Linked DNA regions of Homo sapiens: all the other regions are linked to region 1. The links are chromatin loops, found by intact Hi-C in ENCODE. Cell type or tissue: IMR-90. All regions are shown on one strand.

Region 1 (2,500 bases):
TATGATGCAATGTCAAACCTGGACATAGATTGATCTGTTGGACTGCATAATTTGCATAGCCAGTCACTCTTGGCAAAGTTCTCAGTGACTGCCCATAGTCCTTGTTTCTGGCTAGAGGGGAAAGAGCAACCTCCTTCTCCACTCAAGGACAGAAAATTATTCATCATAGTTAATTGTTCTGAATCTAATCTATAGAGGTCCTTAAGCAGTGTTTCCAAACCTTGATCAGAGACAGTTTTTGCTAATCTTTGGAGAAATAAGATAAAAAAGTAAAAATGTCAGTATAGTTTTTCTTAAATCCAATTTTATTCAAGCTAAAGGCACACACACCATTTCTTCTGAGATTATGGTAATAGAATATGAACATTTATTTCAAGAATCTTACTCAGTTGAATAAACACCAGTTGGCCAGACCTATGTTTATTTCTTAAAGTTTTTGGATATTTTACTAGCTAAGGAATCGATGTCTGCTAACTTTTTGTGATGTGGGCTTTGGTCAACACATGTTTTTACAAAGATTACAGAAACTTTTAATATAATATTTGAATATGTTGGGCAATAGAAAAATTTGATTAACTGGCCTTTGGTGGTTAGAGGTTTAATGATTAAAGTGTCACCTACTTGGGTTTGTTAGTGTGTATGTTCAATCTGTTGCTATGTATAGTCACTTGTAGATGAGCTTACAGTTAGGGAGTGAGTCTCAGTCATGCCTGATTTGTTTTTATGTGTTATGGGCATTATTACTCAGAATACTTCCATTATGCAATCGTTAGCCATGGTGTTCCTTTACTACATTTCTATCATCAACATAGACTGTACATATATCATTAGGTGATGACAGATATAGCTCTGGGTACAAAAATTTTAAAAAACTGATGTTTAATCTCCTATAAGTTAAGAAAATATTTTTGTGGTTTCTGAGGCTGACTAGTGATTTTTTTTGCAGTTTAAGTGCTGTGGAGTAGTATATTTCACTGACTGGTTGGAAATGACAGAGATGGACTGGCCCCCAGATTCCTGCTGTGTTAGAGAATTCCCAGGATGTTCCAAACAGGCCCACCAGGAAGATCTCAGTGACCTTTATCAAGAGGTGAGGCCATATATGGTTAATTTATTATGGATAAATGTTTTCTTAGGAATAACTTTAAAGAATCAACAATATGCCAATGAAATTTTCCTTCTCTGTCTAAATGTAAAAGGCCTTAAAATTTTTCTCTAATATGGGGAGAAGCAGAAGAAAGCTAAAAAACAATATAAAAATCTAAACATTAATCACATTTTAATAAAGGGAAGTGGGAAAGACCAGGTTTTGTAATTAATTGGATTTTGAACTGTTTTGTTTTGAATCAAGTTCCTACTGCTTGGGGATCCTTTGAAACAGACACAGGCAGAGTATGTAGCTAACACTGGATGTGCAAGAAGCAGAGGGTTTGGAGTTCCTGGACAGAATACGTATTTTAAGAGCCTCCACATAGACCACCAACACATAGAAGGGGAAAAAAAAGAACCTCTCCAAAGAAAATGCTACCATGCTACTCTCCAGCTCCCCCTGCTGGCTAATGATTAGTGATGTCAGTTTTAGTTCACTGATTAAGTTTTATGCTCAGTGGCGGTAAAGTCAATCCTCATGTGGCCAGGAAATTTACATACTTGTGTTTTCTGGGAGAATTGATCAGAATAATCAATTACTCCATTTTAGCAGAAGTTTTCCTATTCATTCATTTTTACTGATTATTTTCAGACTTTGTTAGCAGTAAAATTCTATTTTCAGATTAAAATCTAAGACTGCACTGTCCTCTACAGCAGCCAAATAGCTACGTGTGGCCATTTGAATTAAAATTAATTAAAATTAAAATATCTGTTCCTCTGTTGCACTAGCTACATCTCAAGTGCTCAACTGCCACTTGTGACTAGTGGCCCCTGTCCTGGACAATGCAGATGTAAGACATTTCTATCATCACATAAAGTTTTGTTAGGCAGTCTTTATCTAGAATGGAAATGTAAAATGTGAATCAGATAGAAAGGAAACTGCTTAGGCTAAGGGGTTGGGATCATTCCCCACATACACCTCTTGTCAAGTACCTGGTATCACAAGGCACTGCTCACACTATTCATAATATAACTCATGTATATATAGTAGGGCTATAAAGAATGAAAATTTAAAACAAAGCAACAGGATTTATAACACCTGCATTTTGATATATTTCAAGGTGGTTATCTTAGGAGGTTATGCTTTTTATTCCTAAGAATACTACCATTCAAAACATCTTTTAGACTCTCTGCCAAAGGCAGTTGTTGAGATGGGCAGTCAATTTATATTGTAAATTAATTAATTTGGATGTTGTAATTAATTAAAAGAATGCTGTACTACCTATACAAGTGATCCATTATATTCATAGATATGAGTAACTCTGGGCTGTTACTCATATCTCAGAAGACAAGAATATGTCACCATTTAAGGATATCCAAAATAAAGTGCTTTGGGCTCTGAAGGCATGCC
Region 2 (2,500 bases), 300 kb before region 1:
AGATCTAACAAAAGCAATGAAATACGTCTTTATGTTGCAGAAGGTAGAGAATACAAAATATATCTGAAGAGTCCTGGGAGAGAATCCATTTCTGCTGCCTCAGTAGCACTCAGAGAAATAAAACACAAATTTTCAGTTCTATATCATAATATCAGGTCATTTAGATAATTTAAAGGAATTCCAGTTAACAGCAGATTTGAGGCTCAGGTTGTAATCAAATAGAAGTAACACAAAAGATTCATGGGTACAGTAGTGCAGTCTTACATGTTAAGTATAAAATGCCAGCTCTAACTGTACAGTAATTTTAAAACTGGTATTGTGTAGTAAGTTTAAAACTATGTGTTGCAAAATCTTTTTTGTTGTTGTTGTTTTTCCAAGGAAAAAAGTTTAGGTCTTAATTTTTGGGCAATGGGACAGGGTGGTGTTTTTGAGCTTGTGGTGACTGGCTTAGACTAGAGTTTTATGGAAATCAGTCCAACATCCCTGACATATTTTGTATGATCTACACATAAGACAGTATAGCATGTTTATAAGTCATTTCTTCTAAGTCAGTATTCCATATTCCATAAAAATATCCTATATTTGTGTACTTTGCATATTTATACCACTCTCAAGTAAATTCCTTGAGGAGAAAGAGCTCTAGAAAATATCATTGAATTTCCTTATATGAAAAAAACATTACAAAATGTACATTTCTTCACTTAAATGTATACTCACAAGTTTATGACTAATAGGCTTAACTTTTCCATAGAAAAAAATTAAGATTATTATATTTTATGATATGAATTTGAGCTGGAAGAATGAATTTTCTTAACATATAGTCATCTGAGGGATATCATTCTTTAATAGCACTGCATATTAAATTTTACAAAGTGTTCTTAAGTGAAAAAACAATGTCCAGTGGCTGGCAAATGCTGAAATCATTCCAAATAATTGTGTGGCCTAGGTAATTTAAATTGTAGTGAGGAATTATCATCATTCGCAATCTACTTAAAAGCACAGCTTTCTTACTGTAAGTATGGGTTATAAAATAACTTTTTTAAAATAAATATGTTTAATCCAATGGGGGAAAAATGCTCCATGCTTTGCTAAGCATTTTTGCCTTTTTTCCTCTTGCCATTGGACAGCTCAGACTATTTGTACAATAGCAAAAAAGACCACTAGGGGGCAATACAGTAATTGTTTTGCTCCATCTCACTGCTATGTAGGCTTCCTTAGTGAAAAAAGATTGCTGTTTCTTCTAAATTTGAAACCACATTTTAATATATGGAAGGAAAAAGGCTGTATTTCATTTTAAACTTACAATGAATAAATCACATAAGACAAATGCAAGTCAGATTTTCTCCTGAAGGGAGCAAAAGCCTGTCTTCCTTCAGCAGACAAATCAGTTTTACCTAGTTGGCACATTTGAGGATATTTTATATTTAGAATTTGTCAGCCTTTGAGACAGATCTCAAGGAATAAAGGATATTGTTAATAAAAATCTCAAAAATGATATACATTTAATAAGTTTCAAAACGTACTGGTAAAAACTTACTTTTTTTCTATACCCAAAGTAAAAGTGTAAAAATCATTTAACTTCCCCACTGAGTAAATATTCTGTAATAAACTTAAGCATTAAAGCGATTAATTTTTGGAGACAATTACTGCCATTATTTTCACTGTTATTACTTTGCACCCACATACCACTTTGTAAAGGAGTTATTTTTATTACTAATTATTCTTTTCAGCAATTTGATGAGTGGAGTCTCTATTCTAATTCATTTCTCTCTCCCTGAATCGGCTGAATATTAGCTACTATGCCAGGCACTGAAGATTTGTTTCCTACATAAATAAAGAATAAGCAAACTCTCTTCTTTTAAGGATTTCAAAAAGATTTAGGCAAGTAGATTTTTCCTCTTGGTTTTTGTTCTCCTGTTTGCTGACTTCATGTGATTTTTTCCTTCCAATATATTTTCCTGTCATCAGAAGATATTTAACATTACCACAGTGATGAAAAAGTTAAGCCTTGTTGTTAAAGTCTTAGGGATAAAGATTTATAAAATTAAATTCAATAACTCTCTAGGTGTCTGTACAGAAATGAAAACATTTAGGAAGATTGCAGGGAGTTTTGCCTTAATTCATGGTCCATTTCCCAAAGATCCATCTTAACAATCCTTTCTTGCATGAGGGTAGTGAAGAAAGGGAATACAGCTGTTCTGTCTTCGAACATCTCTACGGCTTAGCTGGCTCATCTATTAAAGAAATAATAAGAAACTAAAAAATTAAGATGGTGCTGCTCTCTATGGACGCTTAAAGTGCTTTGAAAGATTGCTTACACTAGACCTCTTTTCCCAGGCTTGGTTTTTACTCTAAACACTTGTTTATTTTATAAACTTGTTATCGGCAAGGTGTAACAGAAATCAGAGTGACATTACTGTGCTGGGCAACGGCAGAAAGAGGAAGAGCCCGCAGAGATTAATTTTTAAGAGCTTCTGTGAAGTTCACGGGCAATACACTT
Region 3 (2,500 bases), 530 kb before region 1:
GGCGACAGCCTGAAACCAACAGTAATTGTGTTCAACTATCAATCATAAAGTGTTTTACTCAACAACAGAAGCACAGTTAATCTAATCAATTAACTTTCTGGGTCTATTTCCTCTTGAATAAAAATGATGGTTTTGAACGTAAATAATCTTTAAAATTGCGTAGGCTTCAAATGTTTCGTCCTTTGGTTTTTGTCCCAAATGTTTTGTCCAAATTTCTTGACCCTTCAGAGCAAAGCTTTCCAAGCTGTACTTAAAGTAGTGGACCAGACTAATATTATTGGAGATTATCTGCGATAACAAAAGGAAATTACTTCTATTTCTAATCCCCGGTCTAATTTTGAATGTGGTAGGATGCTTATGCATGCCTGTATGTTCCTGATACCATTCAACACCTCGTTACTCAGAATACAGCTCAGGGACCAGCAACACCAGCATCACTTGTGAGATATGCAGACTCTCAGGCCCCACTCCAGACCTACAGAACCAAAAGCTGCATTTTTAACAAGATTGTCATTAAAATTTGAGAAGCACTGAGAGAGAAGTTACCCTTAGCTCTCATGGTGCATAGAAACATCATGGAACTTTACAAATAACCAATGCTCAAACCTCTCAGATTCTGATTTCACTGGTCGGGCAGGGGGTGGGGTGTCCAGGCCATGGTACTTTCACAAAGCCGCTGAGATTATTTTAATGAGCATCCAGGGATGAGACGTATTGATTCAATTGAGAGTTCTCAAGTTTGATCACTATAAAAGTCAGTCACATACAAAGGGAGGGGTGGAGGTGGTGAACTATGCTATCCCCTGGTTCCAGGCCACATGAGAAACTATGACAAATCTGGTTTAGTTGGTCAAAAGGAGAAGGGGCTACAGTATGGTGGCTCCCCCCAGCAAATTCTCCTTTTCTGGAAAATTAATTCAAAACACATGCCCTATCCTTGATGAATCAGTAGCATTATCCTAGCATGGAAAATACAAAGGGGATAATGTTTATGTAATTTTTTCAATTCTAAGTGCTAAGTTCAGTTTAAACAGACTAAGAAGTTAAATGAAACTACATATATTTGTAATAGTCCACTGCCTGACACACACTAAGGTCTAAATAAAAGCCCCTTTCTCTGAAAAAGAAGGTACAGTTAGAGTTGAGATAAACATTTCCAGTAAGGCTAGGGGTGCAAAAACAATATAGAGATTTCAAAAGTTTAGGGCTCTAATCTCTTACATACCAGGCTAGCCAGCATAGCTTCCTTCAATCCCCAGACGATGGCAGAACAGATTAATAAATCGTCAGGGCTAGCTGTGGAGTTGACGTTCTGTCAACATGCTGGGTAAAATGAAAGATGGATCCATCCATTCAATAACTTGGAAATTATGTGTGTAATCTCACCAAAGAAAGGAAAAACCTCACAGTTTAAATTCCACTTACAATTCTTATGAAAACAATAAAATGACAGGGGTCTACACTTTGCTGTTTTGTACCAAACCTGACATTGACACGTTTGCAGAATGTTATGTTTTCAAACAAATTTTAAAAATGTCTGAACTATCTAATGAGACAATATTGCACACAAATAATAACATTTGCAACCTTAAATAAGAGCATATGGTATTGATTTATGCAATGCTTGATATTTCTTAGTAGTGCATATGGCACATTTGCTTTTTTTGAATTCACAAAACTAAGAAACTAATAGATGTATCTATTTCTTCTTAACCCAGGGCAAAAGGTGTCCTGCGATTATATGACAGCAATTTATAAAGTATGTCACAGAAGCTTATTTCTTTAAATTTATGGCATTTCATATTCACAAAACCCTCAATTCTTTAAAACATTTCCAGGCAAATAAATGTGATCTGCCTACTTTGTTCAAATTTTAAGCTCCCAAAGTTTACGAGAAAAAGCTCAATCAGTGCTGGGTAATAACAAAACATAACTGTCCAAAGAACACTAAAAACATAACAATGTATGTTTCCATGTTTAAGCTGATCAGCCTTCTTTACAGTCATCACTTAGTGACTTAAAGCTGTTTCTCCCCTGGATCATGACTGAGGAGCCGATTTTTTCTTTTATTAGTCACTTCAGACATCATGTAAGATGTTGCCAATTTGCACAGCATGAGGGACAAAGTAGACGCTCATCAAATACTTATTGAGTAATTGGTCCAGCTCACTTGAACACTTTTATCTCATCCTCTGTTGGTAAACTGAATCAAGAGGGAGTAATAAAAACCACCTTCTTAAACACATGTCACTGCTAAGAGGTTAATGGTATTGTTTTGAGCCGGCTGGGCTCTCTCTTTCAACTCCTCAGTTTTAGCCCCGTCCACAATAGTGTTACTCTATGAAAGTTATGCACTACAACACGATGAAGGATAAAAAGAGAGACTGATTTTCAAATTCAATTACATCACCTGCTGAATTTGTATTGAAATTATAGAAAGATTTCCCTCCTAGAAAATTAGCCCTTTTGAATACATACATGGAATTTATAATTTTTCAGT

What was found. Peaks named below come from ENCODE experiments on the same cell type or tissue, not always from the same donor. Only the 100,000 strongest peaks of a DNase experiment are listed, where the experiment ranks them.
Region 2: it touches region 1 in a loop (6-fold over the local background); 68 of 110 quality-filtered maps call a loop at or near these places.
Region 3: a loop joins it to region 1, with 3 times the contacts of the local background. A loop is called at or near these places in 5 of 110 quality-filtered maps.

Annotation. Positions count from the first base shown.
Region 1 is chr7:120,805,139-120,807,638 of GRCh38, reverse strand. TSPAN12 (tetraspanin 12) reads left to right here. Exons shown (of 8, transcript NM_012338.4): 7 at 947-1,090. Among named protein-coding and RNA genes, the nearest start is that of TSPAN12, 52 kb to the left of the region's middle. RefSeq lists a silencer at 1,536-1,585. In IMR-90, a CTCF peak has its summit at 1,555 (motif pointing left); a DNase peak (open chromatin) is centred at 1,548; H3K27ac peaks cover 161 bases.
Region 2 is chr7:121,106,773-121,109,272 of GRCh38, reverse strand. All of the region lies in intron 7 of CPED1 (cadherin like and PC-esterase domain containing 1), which reads right to left. Among named protein-coding and RNA genes, the nearest start is that of CPED1, 120 kb to the right of the region's middle. RefSeq lists a silencer at 1,199-1,248. In IMR-90, a CTCF peak has its summit at 1,167 (motif pointing right); a DNase peak (open chromatin) is centred at 1,162.
Region 3 is chr7:121,336,390-121,338,889 of GRCh38, reverse strand. WNT16 (Wnt family member 16) reads right to left here. Exons shown (of 4, transcript NM_057168.2): 4 at 1-9. Among named protein-coding and RNA genes, the nearest start is that of WNT16, 8.6 kb to the right of the region's middle. In IMR-90, a CTCF peak has its summit at 1,252; no DNase peak of the experiment used is centred here.